2 separate regions of the Homo sapiens genome follow, and region 1 is linked to region 2. Evidence: read pairs that join two places in POLR2A ChIA-PET (ENCODE). Cell type or tissue: GM12878. All regions are shown on one strand.

What was found. Peaks named below come from ENCODE experiments on the same cell type or tissue, not always from the same donor. Only the 100,000 strongest peaks of a DNase experiment are listed, where the experiment ranks them.
Region 1: POLR2A ChIA-PET joins it to region 2 with 10 read pairs; 2 of 35 experiments call an interaction of 5 or more read pairs at or near these places.

Annotation. Positions count from the first base shown.
Region 1 is chr13:30,576,418-30,578,917 of GRCh38, forward strand. It overlaps a transcript of HMGB1 not described here. Among named protein-coding and RNA genes, the nearest start is that of USPL1, 40 kb to the right of the region's middle. RefSeq lists an enhancer at 1,023-1,102 and a silencer at 1,323-1,382. In GM12878, no CTCF peak of the experiment used is centred here; a DNase peak (open chromatin) is centred at 1,124.
Region 2 is chr13:30,794,947-30,797,446 of GRCh38, forward strand. No RefSeq gene overlaps it. Among named protein-coding and RNA genes, the nearest start is that of LINC00398, 7.0 kb to the right of the region's middle. In GM12878, no CTCF peak of the experiment used is centred here; DNase peaks (open chromatin) are centred at 1,354 and 2,303.

The DNA.
Region 1 (2,500 bases), 220 kb before region 2:
TTCTCACCTAAGAATACAAATTTGATACAAAGAGGCCGCAGAATGTGTCAAACACTCCCTGTTGCCTGGAATTCTCTCTTCCTTTGGGTTCAGGGATAAAGGTATGTTATTTCTTAAGTCTCCCTTTGCTTTCTTCTGCTTGCCTCGTAAATATTTTTCCATCTTGGCAGTCCTACATGTCTTCTCACTCTACATGTTTTCCCTAGGTGATGTGACCCAGCCTGTGGCTTCCACTGCCATCCACACACGTCGCTGCCTCTCTCCACATCAGCATCGCAACTATCTCCTGGAAGCTTTCCAAGTGCTGAACTACAGTAACCTCAACCGAACTGCTGTTCATTCACCCCACAGGCTTGCCCCTCCTCTGCATCTTTGTGAGAACCTGAGAGTCATCCTAAACTCCTCCTTCCACCTCACTCCCCACATCAAATCGATTACCAACTTGTGCTGATTTTATCTTCAAATACTCTCCAGAATTGTCGCTGTCATGGACTGAATATTTGTGTTCCCCCAAATTCATATGTCCTAATCCCTGATGTGACTGTATTTAGAGACGTGACCTCTAAGGAGTAATTAAGGTTCAGTGAGGTCAAAGGTGGAGCCCTGATCTGATAGGATCAGTGTCCTTATAAGAAGAGACTAGAGCTGGGCACAGGGGCTCACACCTGTAATCCCAGTATTTTGGGAGGCTGAGGTGGGAAGATCACTCAAGGAGAGGAGTCTGAGACCAGCCTGGGCAACAGAGTGAGACTCCATCTCTACAAGAAAATAAAATAGTCAGACACAGTGGTACACACCTGTGGTCCCAGCTCCTCAGGAGGCTGAGGCAGGAGGATGGCTTGAGCCCAGGAATTTGAGGCTGCAGCAAGCTATGATCACACCTCTGCACTCCAGCCTGGGTGACAGCATGAGACCCAGTCTCTTTAAAAAAAAAAAAAAAAAAGGCCATATATAGCCCAGAAGAGCGTCCTCACCAAAACCCAATCCTGATAGCACCTGGAGGACTTCCAGCCTCCAGAGCTGTGAGAAAATTTCTGTTGCTTGCACCGCCCAGTCTGTGGTATTTTGCTGTGGCAGCCCAAGCTGACTCATCAGTGACCTTCTCTCTGTTACCGCAGAGTAGCTCATCATCCTCTCTTCCCTAGAGTCCAGCCACTCTCTCACATCTACCTACCTAGCAGTATCACTGTGGGTTAGAGTCAGATCACTGCGGATTAAGTCCTCATTCTGCCACTGCCTGTGTAAATCTGAGCAAGTTACTTAATCTCTCTGTGTGTCAGTAACCTCCCTGTGAAATGAGGCTAATAATAGCAGGGTTGTTTCAACAAGGCGATACATGCATAATGCTTACAACACAGCTTGGCACATTATAAGCATTCAACGAAAAGTGAGCTACTATTATCTCATCCGTTATCAGAATAAACCACCTAAGCCACAAGGCTGCCCACATCATCCTCATGTTTTAAAACACTTCAGTGGGCTCCCCACCATCAACAGGATAAAGTCCAAGCTTCCTTAGCATTTCTTAGAGGCTCCATATGAATCCCCAAGTTCCACTACAGGAACACAGGTGAACTTTCCACTCCAACCTCAGGCTCCTTCGTGTCACTCCTCATCCACATGGAGGTAAGCAGCAAGAGACTCCGTGCAGTTCCTGGTGGTTCCCTGACCCTCAGGCAGACTCTCCCCAGCCCTCTGCCTGCAACGTCCTTGCCCTTTGCTTCCCTTGGCCAGCTCCCATTCATTCTCCTTGATTCTGCTTGGAAGTTTCCCTCTCAGGAAGGCTTTATGAACCTTAGTGTAGGTTATGAACCCATCTTTGCTCCTTTCATACCTTTTGCAAGCCTTTATTTATTATGACACTTAACCATTATCATACTGAAGTGACCTGTTGGTGTGTCTTTGTTCCCCACTAGACAGAAAACTCAAGATCAGAGACCAGTTCTTGTTCTTTTTTTTTTTTTTTTTTTTTTTTTTTGTATCACAGTGTTTAGCAGCCTGCTATATGGTAAATGTCAGTAAATGTTCCACAAACTGAATGGAATTGAGCTCTGGAATCTAGACCATCTTTTCCATACCCATCACTCCTGTCTTAGTTGAAGTCCTTATTTCCCATTTGAAGCAATGCAAAGGATTTCCTAACTCTAATCTCTCTTTTCTTCACACCATCCTTTAAACAGCCGACAGAATGGTCATCCTAAAGCACATATATCCTATCTTACATATCCTAGATTCGGAACCTCTCTGGGCTTCTCACCATATAAGAAGAAAGTCTAACCTCCTTAGCAAGGTGCATAGGTCTTCAATGGGCTCCACCTCACTTCTCTATATATACCTATACTCTTGCTACACTAAACTTCTTTCTTACTGTTGCTGGAACAAGTTCAACGCTTTCAAACCTCCCTGACTTTGCATATGCAGTTCATTCTGTCAGGAATGCCCTTCTCTCTTATGCCTGGGATATTCTCATTCATTCCATATGACCTATTTCATAAGTCAC
Region 2 (2,500 bases):
AGCACTGACTCATTTATAAACCAGGAGCAAAAGAAGTGTTATTTTGATTTGCACTTGTTGAAACATTGATTATTTACCAGGAAAGGCTATAGGCAGCAAAGAGAGATCAACCTGAGATGACTTCATAATCTTTGTGACTACAGGGTTTGTCTTCTTTTGGGGGGTTCACAACCATTAACTTCCATTTCCAATGAAGAGTAGGATTTACACCAGATCAAATATCCCTGTTCTTTCCTATCTATCTATAAACCTAAATTGAGTTCAACACATACATAACACCTGAGCATGTGCTATGCTGGAGACCTAAAGGCAGCTCCTGGTCTTACAGACAGACCCATTGGTATTCCTAGTTGATTTCATCCTATTAGTTGAAAACCCTTCAGCAGACCCCACAAGGGCACTCAGAATACAGTTGTTGCTAGAAGTAGCTCTCAAGGTCCTATGTGATCTTCCGCACCACGCATGATCGCCCTCACCTCCCCTGGTGCCCAGTGGGAGCTCTGTGCTCTCTCCCTCCCCACACTCTTGTCCTCTGTGAGGATAGGGTCACACCCAGAAGCTTCTTTCCTCAGCCCCACCCCAACTATCTATACCCTACTCACCCGTGAGGGTCCCACTCCAGTCCCTCTTTCTTAAAACCTTCCCCAAGTCCAGCTCTTATACATCTTTCTGGCAGAATTTCCATAACATTTGTTTTTGAACTCTCTCAGAAAGGGACTTCTGTGATTATTTTAAACTGTAACCTTGCTGGGCACAATGTCTGCTCCTGTAACCCCAACATTTTGGAAGGCCAAAGTGGGCGGATTGCTTAAAGCCAGGAGTTGGAGACCTGCCTGGGCAACAAAGCAAAGCATCTCTACAAAGAATAATAATAAATTACTGGTTTTGATGGTGTACACCTATAGTCCCAGCTACTTGGAAGGCTGAGGCAAGAGGATCACTTGAGCTCAGGACTCTAAGGCTACAGTGAGTGAGTTATGATTGAGCTGTGATTGTGCCACTGCACTCCAGCCTGGGTGACAGAGTGAGACCCTGCCCCTAAAATAAATAAATAAGATAAACTTTAAAACAACACTGTAGGCTCATCATGTATCTGGTTATTCCTATCCAGACTCCTGGAGCCTGGCAGTGGCCGTGTCATGTGTAGGGTGTCCCATGAGTGGCAGGAAGGGCTGTTCAGGGAGCAGGGGGAGAATGCTGAGGATGGCAGGGGCACAGAGGAAGGGGAGGTGACCTCCATCTCTGCTGTAATCAGCTTCCTGGGTTCTGTTTACTGTAGGCAGCACAGCCCCTTCATCCTGTGTTGTTCTACTTTCTTTTTCTCTGCTGTCTTTCCATTCCCATGGGTTTTAATAAATACATACCTTGAGACGTGACAGAATCTATTTCCCCAATGGGCATCTATGAGGCATCAGGATGTGGTTTAGCGTCTGACCTAGTGGTGGCACCCAAAGGCATTCCCTGCAAACACAAGCCTCCTCCCTGGTCTCAAGGATCTCAATCTCTGGGCGATGTTGCTGGCAGGGCATCAGGGTTTTAAAATGGTGATATCAACTCTCTTTTTTCATAGCTACATTTCCCAACTCTGGCTTCATTCCCTAGTTCTGACACCGAGTAGCTGTAGAACTCTGAGCAGACCATTTAACCTCTCTGAGCCTTTGTTTCTTGGTGACAATAACAGTCTCTTCTTTGGCTGTTACCAGGATTAAAAGCTTCAGTGAACGTAAAGTTCCTAGCCCAGTGCCTGGAGCTTAACGGGCACACAAAAAATGTGCCAACTGCCTGCACAGGGAAATTCTGCCCAAGGGAAGCTTTAATTACAGTTGCTTTCTCTTTCTCCCAATTCAAGGATTTGCTTCCAAGACAATTAACAGACCACAGAATTCTGCTACCTATCAGCCACTGGTCGCCAACAGACTCCCAATGTTGGCACAAACACCGTCTCTCGAAGCTGGGACACTTAGACAGGTGCCAGCTTGTGGCTCCATGGCTCCCGGTGCATCCGGATCTGTGACAGTTACACAAGACGTGTGCTTAAATATTTACCATGCTCAGAGTCTCCCCAGCACGGTGGGGCTCAGAAGAAAATCCAAGAAGCAAGGCGGCTCTGGCATCATCCGCTCCTAGCTTGGTGGAGCATATGTCTTGATGGGAGGTATCGTCAACAGACTGGGCGACCTGTTGCTTTAAAAGATGAACAATAACGATCTCCTCTCAGACTCAGGAACAAATACTAGGCATATCAGATTGCTTGTGAGACTTAGGCAATTAGAATGGTTCTGTGATATCATTCCCCTGAGGGTCCAGGAACTCCCCTAAGTTCCCAGTGTGGGTGCACAGTGTGAAACGCTGGAGGAGGGGAGAAGCAGCAGACATGTTTCAGCACCACCTACGCGTCTGACATGAGCTTTTGTTATCTCATTCACGCTGCAGGAACATTGTCTCCATTATCATTATGATTGTTTCTACTTTACAGATAGGGAAACCAGCTCAGAGAAGG